Regions from separate parts of the Homo sapiens genome. Here region 2 is linked to region 1. A link is a loop called in an ENCODE intact Hi-C map of the cell type or tissue named here. Cell type or tissue: Calu3. All regions are shown on one strand.

Region 1 (8,000 bases):
TTATTATATATATGCCAGGACTTATTCTAGGTACTCAAGATTTAGCAGTGAATAAAACAGATAAGACCCCTGCCCTGGTGGAGCTTACATTCTAGTGGAGAGCCAATGAGCAATAAACAAACAGCCTGATGGAGGTGAATGATAGAGGAAAGTAATGCAGCAGACTGGGAAGGCAGAGGGTGATGTGGAGGTTGGAATTTTGCATAAACCGGTAGGAAGGGCTCACTGAGAATGACTTCTGAGTGAAACTGTGAAGGGGCTGAGGGATCCAGCCCACGGATATCTTGTGGAAGGGCATCTGAGGAGAAGGGAACAGCTAGTACAAGCATCCAGAGGCATGGAGTTGCCGGGCTGCGCAACTCATGGACAGTATTCATGAAGGCAGCAAGGAGAGGGTTTATCCTGGGGGTGTGCAGCAAGGTGGGAGGTGGGCACTGTGTGGGCAGGGGGTGATGTGGCTGAGCAGAGTGATGGAGGGGAGAAGAGAGGCCTTGAGTCAGAGGGTAACTGCAGCCTGAGTGTGCGAGGCCTTTCTGGTCATTATGTGGATGTGGGCTTTAGGCTAGTGAAAAATGAGGAATTGGAGGGTTTTGAGCCAAGAAGCTGCCTGTTAAGTGGACCTCTCTGGCTGAGTAGGACAGCAGGGCCAAGGTGGGCAGACCAGTTGGTGCAAGAGATAATGGTGGTCTTGGGCCCAGTCGGTAGCAGCAGAAGTGGGGAGAATTGATAAGATACTATTTATATTTTGAAAGAAAAGCCAACAGCGTTTACTAGTGGATTGGATATTAAGTGTGAGAAAAATAAGTCAGGGATGGCTAAAGTTTTCTTTCTGAGCATCTGGGAAGCTGGGGCTGTATTTTACTAACGTGAGGAACAGGCTTTGGGGGGAAGATGAGGACTGTGCCATAGTGGGGATGCTAGGGCCGTCTGTGAGAAGTCACAGTGGAGAAGTGGAGCAGACTGGGGGTCAGGCAAGAGGCATGGGTGGGTCCAGGTCCCCAGCTCTTTCTATTGCAGGGGAGAAGCACCCTTTTTCAGACACAAAGTCTTCCCTGATTTGAACAGAGAAGAGGTCCGAGAGATGATTCCCAGACAGGTGCACTCAGCCAACTTAACAACCTCCAATTGGCTTCTGAGTTTTGCCTTCCCCTTGGGTTCTGCCACTCTGATGCCACCTGCCCCATGGCTGAAGTGATCTTACTTTTTTTTTTTTTTTATCCCAAAATTGTCCCACCAGCTCTCTCTCTTACTCCAGGTGAGACTGCCTGATACGGTGCAAAGAACTTGCCAAAACCACATAAGTGAAGAAGAAATACTACTCACCCACTGTGTGACTTTGGGCTGGCGGTTACCTCTCTGGGCTTCTTTCCTATATCTGTTGAGTGGAGACTGTAGAAGTACCCACCTTAGAGTTCATCTGTAAGCCTTAAATGAGGCCATGCCCATCATGGCAGCCCGCAGGTGGAAGTCATTCTCTCACTGCTACACCAGGGCCCAGCCCTGTGATGCATAACAGCCCCCTCCTCTTCTCCTGGGCTCCCACTGCCGGGAGTTCCTCCCCCTTTCTCTCCACACTTCCACATCTTAAGTGCCAAATTTGAGGTCCCCTAGGAAGTTTCCTCCTGTCTCCCCAATTCTCACTAATTAACATCTCCATGGTACCCTGGCCATTTCCTGGAAAGGAAAGAAGGGATTTTGGCACTGGACAGGCCTGAATTCCTAGCTTGACTCTGCCTCTGCCTCTTGGTGATTTTAGAAGAGTCACTGGATCACTTAAAGCCTCAGTTTCCTTATTTGTAGAATAGAACCAGAATTAAATAAGATGATGCAAGAAAAGCATTTAGCACAATGGACTCAAATCAATGTTAAAGCACTTCAGCACAGATCCCACAACTTGGCTGCAAATTGTGGGATCTGTGTCCACCTGAAGTTTATTTAGACCAGAGGCCAGCAAACTTCTTCTGTAGAGAGCCAGAGAGTAAACATTTCAGGCTGTGCAGGCTAGAAGGTCTCTGTTGTAGCTATTCAGCTCTGCCATTGTGCAAAATCAGCCATAGACAATACACAAATGGGAGAGGCTATGTTCCAATAAAATCTCATTTACTAAAACAGGTGATGGGCTTGTTTTTATCCTTCAGCCATAGTTTTCCAACCCCTAATCTAGACCAATCTTCTCACTTAACAAAAAGAGGAGAAAGAATCTCAGAGCTAGCAGGCTACCTACCTCAGGCGCTTGAGCCACCTACTGAAGGGGGGCAGGCAGGAAGGAAGCCCAATTCTGAGGACTCTGTGCTGAATTCTTCTCTTCTTGTTCCAAGTGGGTTAACGTTCTTTCCTTCATTGATTTGTCAGTTGCACACATGCTAGTTACTCATTAAATATTAATTTGATTGGTTTAATATCCCAATACATCTTTGATCCCATCTTGGAAGCTTCTGGATTTGTTCTTTGGAAAGAGCTCTGAAATAAGAGGCAAAGAAGGGATCATGAGCTGGCCCAAAGTCCCTGGTGAGTCAGGAGTTCCCAGTTCCCAATCCTGGAGGATATTGTCAGCATGACAAGGACAGTCTTACAGCACCAGCCACTAGTGTGGCCATGCTCTGCAGCCATGAAATTCTTCCTTTGGTTTCTCCAATAAAAGAATCCTCTAAAAAGAATCTCATCTATTAATGTGATTATTAATCTGGAAAAAAAAGCCCACTTCTCAATAAAATGAATCTATGACAAGACAGATGTAATAAACCTGGTTAGGATTTATGATGTGCCCGGGCAGCGTTTTGCAAAAGATAACGTTCCCCTGTAATGTGGATTTGCCGGATGAGAACCATGTAATTTATTCTGTCAATGTACATAAGAAATGTTATCTGTGTGGGGAATGACTGATGGCCTCATGAAAGCTGGCAGGGAAACAAATAAAACAATTTGGGCCTTGAAAATATAATCACCTAATGATCACATCCCCCTGTTGGTGACGTGGAGTGCAGGGCTGGAAGCTGCTGCTGTTGTGAATTTGTCGCCCAGACAAGGAGCCATTTACCCTTGAGCCTGGCACCAGAGGGCAGCAGGGAGCCCCAAGAGTCTCTTATGAAGGTGCAAGTTCCTCCCTCTGGGCCTTTGCTCAGGCTGTTCCCTCCTCCTGGATGTTCTTCCAGTCCTGGCTCATGGGTCTCTCCTCCACGGCAAGTTCCGTGTCTGCAGCTTTCCAAGCCCAAACTATGGCGACAGCAGGGTTTTTGCCTCCTGAGGACGCTTGCAGCCACTCTCTGGTTCCTTTTTATGCCACTTGGCACTTGTTCCCATGGATTCAGTGATTGATGTAATTTTCTTTTTGAGACTAGACCTCATCTTGTTTCAGCATCTTCTGTAGGAAGGATCATTTCATGCGTGCACCTGAGTGTTCTCTGAGTGAATTAATGCTCAGAGGCGTAGCTACTATCTGTTGAACATGTTAAGTGTGGCATGCACTGTGCTAGATGCTTCACAACATGCTCATGTGAATGGAACCACCCCAAAAGGCACCACTGTTGTTTGCTTTTACGTAGTGGGAACTGAGTCTCCCACTTGAACTGCCGTCCAAGGTTATACACACGGCAAGTGGAGGAGCCAGGATCTTGCCATTGTGATTCCATATTGCACGAGCCCTCTGTGCCAGTCACCCTCCCATGCTGACTGCCCCCTCCTGAGACCCTTCTTCCCTTGGTTTCCATACAGCAACCTCTCCTGTTTTCCCTCTCACTTCTCTTACCACCCCTTCTCATTCTTTCCAAAACCTTCTTTCTTAAATGTTGGTGTCCATCAGCTCTGTGCTCAGCCTTTCTTCCTCTCTCAGCAGCACTTCTTATTCCCTGCTTTAGCTTTCACATGGAGGTTTTGACTCCCAGCTCTCTCCCTGTGTCCCAAGTCCCTCCAGGAACATTCCCAAGGCACTTCAGAACTGAGTTCACCATTGCTGCGCCCACCCATAGCTGCTCCCACCCCTAGCTGCTCCCCACATCCACTCCTCCTTCTGTGATCCTATTCTCAGAGGCTGGCACCTCTCCCATCCACCCACCTAAATGACCTGACAGCCACCTTGATTAGCTCTCCTACCCTGCCCTCAAGGGCAGACATGTCACCAATAGCCTCTTGTTAGCCACTTCTGGAGCATTTCATCTGCCACCTACAACTGTGCCCACTCTAGTCCAGGCCACTCTTATCCACCAGATCTTTGAGCCTCAGCAGAGACATCACCTCCCTAAGGAAGCTTTCTGTAAACTTTCCAGACGAGCTTTAGCACTCTCCAGCCTCCTCCCATTGGACCTTAGGGTGCTTGTCATTCTCCAAGGTAATGATGTGCCTTTAGACCTTTCCCCTCTAGACTGTGAGCTTTCTGAGGGCAGGGGGCCAGGTCTGATGGACTTAGGAACCCTGTGTGCCACATAAGGCTGGGCCTGGTACACAGGAGATGCTCAGAGACTCTCTGCTAAGTGAGTGAGTCAGGGAGTGACACAGGCTGGGGGAAGCCTAGCCAGAGCCCTGCCCCAGAGTGTGCTGGAGAGATAAGAAAGACCTCAGGCAGATGCACCTCTGGTCACTGAGCATGGCCCAGAATCCTTGGGAAGGGCAGAAAGCCAAGATAGCCAGAGGGAATACCTTGGACATGCCCTGGGGCACTGGTTGAAGAGTCCATGGGCAGGGTCATCAAAGGGTATGGAAAGTACACAAGAGGGAGTATGTCTGAGCCAAGGCCAGCATGGAGGCCAGAACACAAGGACATGAGGCTGGCTCTGGCCTTGACAACATGAGGAGAGGCCAGAGTACAGGCTGGAGACCAGGCAAAGCCTCTCATCAGGACAAGGCCAGGGCTGGGAAGTGACAGGGCTACCAGAGACAGGGCAGGGGAGCCTATATGTCAAACACACGCAGGCCCAAGTTCCTGTAGAGAATCTTATCTCTGGGAGTGCAGCATGAGGCTTAGACACACAGCTTAAGGTAAGCCACCACGGCTGGGACATTGAACCTTGAGTCTGAGGAAAGTGATTGTATCATTCAATGCCTGGCAAGAAACAGAATACCCACCAGGTGATTCAAATGAAGAAAGGTAGATGGAGGGACTGCTTATAGAGGTGTAGGCAGAATAACAGGAATCAACAAATGATCACCCCGAGAGTCACAGCAGCAGAGAGCTGCTACTCCTCTGAGGATCAAAAAGAAAAAGGGCCCAGTAAGAGCTGGAGCCAGGGAGGAGGTCTGGGGAGAGCTGTTAGCCACAGAGGGGTATAGCTACTGCCAGAAACATGGTGCCAAAGCAAGAAGGGGGCAGAGAATAAATGACCCAACCTCTCCTTCTGCCCTGCTGATGACTCCCATTGGCTGAACCCAGCAGTGAGGTTAAATTCCCGGGTCATGGAGCAGATTAGAAAAGGAAACAGAGTTGGTCTGGGGGGAAGTGAGGATCAACCAGTACGGTGACTCATTGTTAAGTCTCCCAGCTGATATGCTAAGGCTGAATCTGGAATCTCACTGCAGAATTGACCTGTCTGCTAGTTGGTCTGCAGGCAGGGCCATGAGGGAATCTAGCTTTGGGATTTGGGGAGGCAGAGGCAGAAAGAAGGTGAGCAGCCCTGCATGAAAATGGAGGCCTCCCTAGTTGGTCTTCTGTTCTTATCATGTGCGAACCTTGAGCCAGGTTTAAACACGAGGTCTAGACTGTGCTAAGGCTGAGACCATGACTGTAGGACTTAGTTTCCCTAAAGGTAGAGTGACAACATTAGATCAAAGCAACAATTCTCAAATGGTGTTCCAAGGAGCTCTAGAGCTTGGTGGAGATGCCTCAGGGGTTAGTAAGTATATGGAGGAGGAGGCTAAGAGAGTTGCTGCGGGGAGCCCTAATAAATGCTAATCAGGCCAGCTAGTTAATGAAAAAAGCCTTTCTTGCATTTGGCTTCGAGAGAGCAGCTCAAATGAGTTGGACTTGGAGCATTTCAGCCTGGATGTGGGTACTGCCAGAGAAGGAGGGATGGTAACTGCCAATGCTTTTGGCAGTCCTAGAGTCTGGTCCGTGGTCCAAGAGGCAAAATATTGGGAGGCAGTTAGGGTGGGTCCCAGGCATGTCCTGAGAGATGCTATGGACCAAACTGGGGAGCCAGAGGGAGAGAGAAGATAAAATCCAAGCATCATTCAATGGGGAGAGAAGATCAAAACACGTCTGACCAAGTGAATGTCTTTGGGGATCTTCTGGATGATTCCCAAGTCTGCTTGTCAGATATGATTGTTTCTTCAGATACAGATGGAAAAGCCTTCCAGGTGGGTAGACCAGGAAAAGTTCTGATGAAATTCTTTGATGTGTAGAAATACTACCCTCAGAGGGCCCCCCTGCCTGCCAGTCCCCAGCCTCCCAGGCCCCTTGGCACACACCCTGGTCCAGAATAAGGCCCTGTTTAGATTTCCCACTAATGGCTAGAATCTTCTGGTCTCTACTTGTTTGTGCTAGAGTCCTGAGAAGCCCAACTCAGCAATTGTGGCTTCTGCCAGCCTGTCTCTGGCCTCCCTCTCTTGAATTCTTCCTTCTGCCTTATTCTGTAATCTCTCCCAAGGCTGACACCTTCCCTGGGATTCTGTCCTGAGGGATACCGGCCCCAGTTTATAAGATCTCATTTCTGGCCCCAGGTATTAGGCCCTCCCCATACCCCACCTAAGTCTGCTCCACCTACCAGGACTCATCTAGTTCTTAGCACAGGCTCCCAGTCACAATCGCAAAGGGATCTGATCTGCTCTTGCTGCAATGTGCATGGAAAGAAAGTTGCAAGAAAATGTCATCAACACTTTTATAAAACAAGGTAGTTTAATCTGAATACATGTAGCTTACAGTCATAACAAATGGCTAACATTTATTGAACAATTCCAAAGTTCCAATTCCACTGTGCTAAGTTCTTCACACACATGATTTCAATTAAGCCACACCACAGCTCTCTGATAGTGTGCTTTTGTTATCCTCAATATATACAGATGAAGAAACTGAGGCTCACAGAAGAAATGCCTTCCCCAAGCTCCCACAGTTAAGAAGAGATGGAGCCTGTGTGTGTAACAACTCCACTCACCATCATTTTGGGGTTGGGAAGAGAAATGAAGTCTTCTACAAATCTCTGAAAAGGCCCTTCTCAGCCACAAATGGAGGAAACAGCACAAAAATACAGACAAACAACACAAAAAGGCTGAACAATAAGCACCATCTCCAAGAAGCAGAGCAATTAGGGGAGAAAATAAAATAGCTTTTCTCTCTCTGAAATAATAGGCTTCTATTAATTCTAAAATATTTTGACTTTGTTGTTTATGATAAGAAATCCAAGTTTGATTCCTTCTGCTTGAATCACCTCTCCTCACTTTATTGTATAGTCGGCCTTTTCCCATCCTTCAGGTCTCAGTTTTTATATCACCTCCTCAGAGAAGCCTTCTGTGACCGTACAAACATAAATTGGCCCTGTGATTTTCTGCTGGACCCCTCACCTATTTCTTCACAGCGCTGATCTGCTCAGCACCATTTGCAATTGTCTGTATGTGCATGTGTGGTGTGTGTGCATGTGAGCTTTTTCTTCTGTTCCCCTCACCCCTAGACTATAAGCTTGGTGAGGCTAGAGACCACCTCCTATGCATTCATCCCTCTAGAACCCACACCCAGCCTGAGGCATATCAGATGCCCGCCCAGTAAGCTGGTGTCTAAAAGACAAATGAATAAATGTGGTGTACTTTTATTTATCATCCTTCAGAAATCCATTTTTATATTCTCTGATCTTATTTAATAACATATCACTTAAGAACAATTTGATATCCGTTGCAGTATGTAGACTGGGAAATCATGTAAATGTGGTTATTACTTTCTGGCTATCAGCGATGCTTTTGTATTGTTGGAAGGAAGAGAAACAGGATAATAGAAAGAGCATGCGTGGGCAATTGTGACATCTGGGTATGAGCCTTGGCTTTGCTGCTTACCAGCTGTGTGATCTTGGGCATGACTTTTCCCT
Region 2 (8,000 bases), 600 kb after region 1:
AGAGTGAGACTCCATATCCAAAAAAAAAAAATACACAACATCAACATTTTATTTCAAAAAGCATATACGTTTTTTGCCTTTTGAATTTTCTCTAAAGCAGGACAAAGTCTTTGGTTTGCCTGTGGTTCTAATGATTGGAGCTGTGTCCTCTTTCTTGGGTAAACCAAACCCACACTTCATTCTCAATTTCCTATTTCAATTTCTCTAAAGTGGAGCAAGAAGGTAAGAAGACTCTTGTAAAGTGATATGAGTGCCACATCTTCTAGGTCTTCACAATTTTGTTCCCAATCTTATCTTAGAGTTGCTTATCCACACCTAATTTGACAGCAATTTTTTAAGCAATTCACCTTTATAGAGTCTTTCTAGAGACTTCAATTTCATTTTATAGAAACAACAACTTTTTGTGTGCTCACAGTATTGTGGAGTACTTATTATTTAATTAAATTGTAGAATTTCAATAACAAGGGCTAGTGGCATAAACCAATCTGGAAACAAATACAACTGACTCTTTGTAAGCCTGTAACTCAGCCTGAGGGAGCAGAGGCCCGCAGGCTAGTTCATTAGAGAGCAGCTTTGTGGATGGCAAGGTCTGCGTGGGATGGACATCAGGCTGTGTGTTTCACAGAGAAAAGGCGAAGCTCAGTCAGGCGAGGGTCGAGAGGAGATGTGTTAGAGGAGCCTCCTGTCTGTGTGGGTGTGTGTATCTCGTGTGTGGGCTGAATGCATGTGGATCTGTGCCCAGGTATTTATGAGAGCACATATGAGTGTCCCCATCACTTACCCCAGCAGACAAGCCTCAGCCAAGACCACTACAAAATACGGATTATCCACCCTATCATCCGTCTGCAGCAGATGAAGGTGACAAGTGAGTTGGGCCTGACTGTTGGTTATGTGATCTGAGTCCCTGGCCACGAGATAAAGCTGGGGACAGGGCAGAGCCAGCGTGTTCTGAGTGTCTACTGTCTGCCATCTCTCTGGACTCTCACAATGAACTCGGAGATGTCCATCCTTTTCTCCCACACCACAGTTGAGGAAACTGAGGCCCTAAGAAGTGAGGGGCTTCTCCAGCTGGACGATGGTGGCACTGGGCTGAAAACACAGGCCGCTCAGGCCTATCACTGACCAGGGCTCCCCCACACACAGGAGGTTTAAGTGATTACTGATTTCCTGTGAATCGTAAGTGAGAATCCTTCATGGACACCAGCCTGCCGCGTGGGCCTCTGTGGAGCTGGGGGTGATGGTGGGCAAGGAGGCTCACCAGTGGGTGCTTAGGAGGTGGAGACAAGGCTGGGTTCAGGCTGGCACCCACCAGTAACCAGACCAGGGCTCATCTTGGCAAGGCTGTCTGGATTATTCAAAGACACTCACAACTAACTGGGTGTTGGATACTTATATCATCCCTTAGGAGGGCAGAGGAGACGGTCCTTCTTCCCATTTGACAGATGAAGGAACTGAGCCCGAAGAGGCAGCCCTAGCAGTGAGTGGCAAAGCTTGGGTGTGACCCATACACATCTCTGCTCTCTTCCACCCAGCCCTCATCTCCCAATCTCCAGAACAATTCCTGGAAATTAGTAAACGCACAGTGCAATGCATTCTACTGGCCAGGGTTGCCAATAAACAATATGTAATTCTTTAGTATGGGTATGTCTTAACTATTGCATGGAACACACTTATAAACTTGTTGTTTGGCATTCAAATTTAACTAGGCATCCTGGATTTTTATTGGCTAAATCTAGAATTCTACGATAACCACTCTTCCACTCACCCACTCCTAAGCCTCCTGGAGAGACGTTAGGATAGGAGTTTCGGGGCCAGGCGCAGTGGCTCACACCTGTATTCCCAGCACTTTGGGAGGCCAAAGCAGGCAGATCATCTGAGGTCAGGAGTTCAAGACCGGCCTGACCAACATGGAGAAACCCTGTCTCTACTTAAAATACAAAATTAGCCGGGCGTGGTGGCGCCTGCCTGTCATCCCAGCTACTCGGGAGGCTGAGGCAGAAGAATCGCTTGAACCCAGGAGGCAGAAGTTGCAGTGAGCCGAGATCGTGCCATTGCGCTCCAGCCTGGGCAACAAGAGCAAAACTTCGTCTCAAAAAAAAAAAAAAAAAAGGAAATGTGTGTCAGCCCTCTGCCCCCACCCACCAGAGAAAGAGCAGACAGCCCTATGGAAAGGACAGGGGAGGAGCGAGGCCTTGACTTCGGGCAGTGCTGGGTCTGATCTCTTGCCCCTTGGTGTGTGACCTTGGCCAAGTCACTCACCCCCTTTGAGTCTTCATTTCTCCATAGGGGGGTTGTGAGCATTAAATAAGATAATCCACACAAAATGTTGTATCTTGTGTAAGTGTTCAATGGAAGGGAGCCATTATTATTATTGTTATTATTATTATTATTTACCAGATGGTGAAATTAAGGCTTAGAGAGGGAAAATGAGTTGGTGAAGGTCACCGGGAGTTGGTAGCAGACCAGACACCCGCACTCAGGCCTCCTCTGTCACTGCAGCACTGCAGCACTGAGGCACTGCACCGTGCAGCTGCTTCAGTGTTTTGTGGCCAAGACACCAGAGGCTAGCTGGGCAGTCAAGGCTCAGTGACCTATCCCAAATATCCTCCTTCTATAAACAGCTGCCTGCCGCAGCACCTGAGGCCATGGCAGGTGGCTCAGGGCCCCACAGTCTACACTCACCCACTGTTTCCTCCCCAGAGCACCTGCAGACCAAAGATGGTCTTCAGTCCCCTCTCCCTTGTGATCTGGGGGTGCTGTAAGTTCCCACCCTATATCAAATCTATCCCTAGCCTCCCAGGGAAGTTGAGAGCTGCCCTGGAATGACAGCAGTGAGGAGGAGCACTGCCATCTAGCCCGCACCAGCAGGCCAGGCCCTGGAAAAAACAAAGGATGCCTGCAAGCTTCTCAGCCCCTGAACTCCCATCTCACCTTCAGATTACTACCAGATGCAGCCGCCAGGAGAGCCTGGGATTTCTCCCAGGCCTCTCCCCAGGTTGGAAAGGAATTGAGAGGAAAGACTAGAGTGCCCTCCCACAGCGGGCCCTGCCTGGGATTCCACAGGGACCTGGCCAAGAACTCTGCCCCCTCCAACTCCCCTCCTCCCTCCCCGACCCCAGCACCCCATCTGTAACCCTAACGAGTTGCTGACAGTTCCCATCTGTTCCTCTCCGGCTTCCTGGGGAAAGGGAGAGAGAGGAGGGGATGCTGAGAAGGGTAGAACAGAGCAGAAAGTGGTTTCCTCACACTGGGGCTGCTGGGCATCCTAGCCGCATGGTTGTCCACTGCCCTGCTGCCAAAGAAACCCTCATGCCCACACCCCTGGAGGTCCCACTCCTTAGGGTGTGAGGGTCTTTAAGAGAAGAGGTTCCAGCCACAGTGTCCTGCCCAGCTGCTGACTTCCAGATTCAACAGCTGGAAATCCAGCTCTCAGAAGGACCATCTCAGGAAGAGAAAGGACCAGCCTGACTCCCCAGTCCAGGAATTCCCAAGGTGCCTTCTTCCCTCACCCCACCCCCACCCACGTTCTGCTCTCAGACCATGGGACAAGGTGGGGGCTTAAGGACAGGAGCTGCAGTCTTAGCCCACAGGCCCAGCCCACCCCCATCAGCTCCTATCTGGCTCCCGCTCGCCAATGCTGCCATCTAGAGGTCATCCGGGGCACCTCAGGAACCGATGCGCTGCCCAGGAGCCCTCTAGGATCCCCACCCCCAAGGCCCACCATGGAAGGCTGGACCAAGGATGGAGTGCCCAAACACCTTGCCTGGAGGCGCTGGGAGCGTCACCTCACCCACCCCCTACTTCCAGGAAGCTGTATGGCCATGAGCTGTTCCCTGGCTCCTTGCTCATGGAGTGACCCTCTTCACGGAAGCTCAGGGCCTGTTAGAAAGGAAAATGAAGTCGCTATAAGAAGGGAAAATGAACGGGAAAGCTCAGGGCCTGTAAGAAGGGGAAACGAAGTGATGTGCCACCACGTCTCACACTCACTGAAGCTGCCATGTGGATAATAGTGCCCCATTTAAAAGTCGAGGACACAGGCACAGGTAGGTAGAGGGAACCGTTCATTTAGAGTGATAAACTTCCTGGCTTGGTTTTCTGGAGGGGATCACTTCAGTCCTCAAAGGTTCGCTAATTCGTTTGCCAGTCCTGTGCTGGGGGAGGACCTACTGTGTGTTGGGGTCTGTGCCAGGTCCTGGGAAACTCAGGGACATATCAGACGCTGCCCAAGGCACACTCACCAAGGGGCTGGGGGGCATGGGCAGGACTCCTGGCTACACCAGGAAGTCCCTGAGAGGCAAACCATGAGGTCCCTGTGAGAAGTCACCAGCCGTGACAGCAATGCCAACAGAACCATCCTCAGCCAGGGAAGGCCATTTGGCAGCCCATGCTTCTTAGACGGGGCCCTGTCCTGAGCACTGCTTCAGAGACTTACCCATAAGGGACTAGGAGAGGCCACCATCCACCAGTCACCACAGCCAAGCAGCCCTCTCCCCCAGAGGAACCAACCTCTCTCAGAGCCAGCTATGACAACCCCCAGTCCCCTAGACAAGCTAGAGAACCCACAGGGCTAACACATAGCAGGTGCTCAGCCTATGTTAGAAGAATGAAGAAATTAGATAATTAAGGGGTTATTCACACGGGAGCTTCCCAGCCATATAAAATCAGATCTACCACTCCTTCCACCCCTGGCTGTCCTTGTCCCAGTGGCCAGCAAGTCCTTAGAGTAGAGGAAACCCAGGAGACTAGCATTCTCGTTCCATTGCTGCATCTCACCTGCTGCGTGACCCATGGCAAGCCTCCCCTCTCCGGGCCTCAGTCTCCCCATGTGTATAAGGGGGAGTTGGACTAGACAGGTGGTGTCTAAGGCCTTGGTATAGGGGAGGGTAACCTAACCCTACCCAGCCACCCTAACTCTCTTACCCTTTCCACCCCTCCTCCTCCAGAATCAAAGGTGAGGCCATAAGCTGGTACCACATGGAGACCTAGAGGAATTGCTGCCCAACACACCTGTGTGTCCCCCCAACATACACAAAGTATGCATATGTACATACAAACATGCACACATGTGCATGAAGCCACATACATGCACGCATGCATTACAGGCACCCGTGTATACACATACCAGTGTCTGCACATCACACACTCAAACACATGCCCTGTGCTCAGTGCTGCAGAGCCTCAGAAACAAGCTTAGGGACACACTGAAGTTATGAAATTGATTTCTCTGGGAACAGTTGGAATTAGTTTTAATTATCTTTATCTTTCTTCCAATTGTGCTCTCAGCCTTCCCCTCGCTGTGTAATCCATTGCTATTGACTTCCCCGTAGGCGCTGGGGATGGGGGAAGCTGGGTGGGGTATGCAATGTGTTCATTTTTGGTACAAATAAACAACAGCAACAATCACCTCCCACCCATGTCTTCCTCTGCACCAGAGGAATCAGCCTCTCCCAGAGAGCCAGCAGGACTTCCTGCTCCCACAAACACACTCACAACATCCAAACCTTATTCTTCAAGGAAGCCCCTTCCAGGAAGCCCTCCCTGGTTGGGATGAGAGAGGGCTTAGACATGCGATCTGTTCATATCTCTACATCTCACAAGTTTGGGCTTTCAAAGTGGTCCCCTGAGGAGGCTGAGCTTCATTCAGGAGGCTCAGATTCCCTGCTGAAAAGCCCTTTCTATCTCATCCTCCAGGATCCCCTCCCTGAGCTCCCACCAGGCCCTAGCATATGGGATGTCCCCTGTACAGCATCTAGTATAGTGGGGGCAGGACCTGGGTCTGATTCATCTCTGAGATCAGGCACATAGTAGGTGATCAATAAATATTTGTTGAATGAATGAATGAGTCAATGGAAAATTCCTTTTTGAAACCTGCCTTTAGAGTCTAACACATCTACTCATTCATTCAACCAATACTGAGCACCAATGCTGTTCCAGGCACTGTGCCAGGCACCAAAGATACAGAAATGAATAGGAGCTGGTCTGATCCTTGTGCAGCACCCCACTTAGGAGACAGGACAGGGGGGTGGGGTCCTCAAGCAGAGATGGGGTGAAAAGTGTATCTGAGTGAGAGAAACAAAGGCAGAAGCTTTTATTTTTAAGAAATCTTAATGAAGGCAGATCAGTTTTGAGGAGCTGGTTGCCTCTAGAACTAGGGGGACTGACTGGTAGGATGCTCTGTCCTCCAGGGGCTCCCACGCTGTGCCCAGGCCTGGGCCAATTCCACACCAGGCACGTGGGAGGCTCTGCTGCCCTGGGTGTGTGTGCAGGGCGATATCGGCCCCTCCTCCAAGGGGTGCTCCCCTTGGAGCCGTGAAGGGGAGGAGGCCATCCCTCACCAGCAAGGTGCCAGTGCTAAGTGCCCTGCAGCACTAATATTTTATGATTAAAAACCATTAAGGTTTAGACCATGAAAATCCGAGGGACACAAAATCAATGGCCCAATATTGCTTCCCCCGGTAAGTTGTGTAAATATTGTGTCTTTTATTGTTTGGCCGATGGCAAGAGCAGAGATACAGGTGCAGATTATACTAATGCATCCCCTCCTGTTCCAGCCCTGACCTGGTGGAATTAACATCCTGGCTGAGAGGGGCCAGGACAGGCCTGGTGAGCTGGCCACAGAGAGGTCCTGACTGGCCCGTGGTGGAAAGTCACCCCATTTCCTCGTCCACCCTTCTCCCACACTCCCCATCAGACTCCCCAGAGGCAGCGACACAGCCCCAGGCCCCTCCCCCACACAGTGTCCCCACACTAATCACACAGACACATGTCTCATGGTGACGTGCTCTCCTGACAGCCCGTCCATCACCCAGCTCCGCCATCTGCTTGAATTTGCATATTGAATCAGGATCTGTCTTTTCTCCTCTGGGGGTTCCGATGAGGGTGGAGAAGATGATTCCAGGAGTTGCTCCCGTGGCGATCGGGCAGGCGATGTTGGGGGGCACCTCTCCTATCTGGAGTTGGGTGACTGTGGAATGCCTGGGCTCCCTCCTGCTGCTCTGGGAATGGGGTCATACCAGGTACACCCTGCCCCCAGCTTCGAGAAGGACTGGGGACAATGCTGGGGTCCCTCCTGTCTTCAGGGGACAGGGATGCCTGAACCCTCCTTTCTCCTTCCAGTCTTGGCTGCTTCCTCCCCGTACCCTGTCCCTCTCAGGGAAGAGCCAGGTATGACTCTAGGATTAGACACCACAACCCAGGACCCTGGCCCCATGTTGAGGAAAGTAGGGGTGGAGCAGGGGTCACTCTCTAGCAATGCCAGAGAAGCTGCCGGGGGAACCCAATAAAGTCTTTTCACTGAGAGGGTGCCCAGAAAAGAGAATGAGTGCACCCACGTAAGGGGAGAAGCTCTGGCGACGGAGACAGCGTGACTGATGTGATGGGAGAAGAGCTGCGGAGATGTGGAAGGCAGCGCTGAGGCTGACCTGAGGAGGATGAGCTCGGCTGCTGGCGGAGAGCAGCTGAGCAAAGGGGCGGGAATGCCTGGTCTGGGGCAAGAGCAGGGCCACTGGCATAACAAAGGGAAGAGCTGGCGGGCACAGGAAACCCCTGAACTGATGGAGGAACAGGTGGGTGGATGTGAGAGAATGGCAAAGCTCATGTGGGGAAGCCGCCGGGCTCCAGGTTCCTATGGGAGGACACTGTGACTCATGTTCAGGAGCATCTAGGCTTATACTGAGAGAGTAGTTGGATAAAGCCGGGGAGATAGCTGGGCTGAGGTGGGGGACAGCTGGGCCGAGGTGGGGACAGCTGGGCCGAGGTGGGGACAGCTGGGCTGAGGTGAGGGGACAGCTGGGCTGAGGTGGGGGACAGCTGGACTGGGGTGGGGACAGCTGGGCTGAGGTGAGGGGACAGCTGGACTGGGGTGGGGACAGCTGGGCTGAGGTGGGGGACAGCTGGACCAGGGTGGGGACAGCTGGGCTGAGGTGGGGGACAGCTGGACTGGGGTGGGGACAGCTGGGCTGAGGTGGGGGACAGCTGGGCTGAGGTGAGGAGACAGCTGG

What was found. A loop is a pair of places that touch in the nucleus more often than their neighbours do. Peaks named below come from ENCODE experiments on the same cell type or tissue, not always from the same donor. Only the 100,000 strongest peaks of a DNase experiment are listed, where the experiment ranks them.
Region 2: a loop joins it to region 1, with 5 times the contacts of the local background. A loop is called at or near these places in 7 of 110 quality-filtered maps.

Annotation. Positions count from the first base shown.
Region 1 is chr1:37,172,508-37,180,507 of GRCh38, reverse strand. No RefSeq gene overlaps it. Among named protein-coding and RNA genes, the nearest start is that of MIR4255, 15 kb to the right of the region's middle. RefSeq lists a cis regulatory region at 6,668 and an enhancer at 6,584-6,753. In Calu3, no CTCF peak of the experiment used is centred here; a DNase peak (open chromatin) is centred at 3,047.
Region 2 is chr1:36,571,894-36,579,893 of GRCh38, reverse strand. No RefSeq gene overlaps it. Among named protein-coding and RNA genes, the nearest start is that of CSF3R, 93 kb to the right of the region's middle. RefSeq lists a silencer at 7,392-7,686. In Calu3, a CTCF peak has its summit at 3,620 (motif pointing left); a DNase peak (open chromatin) is centred at 3,643.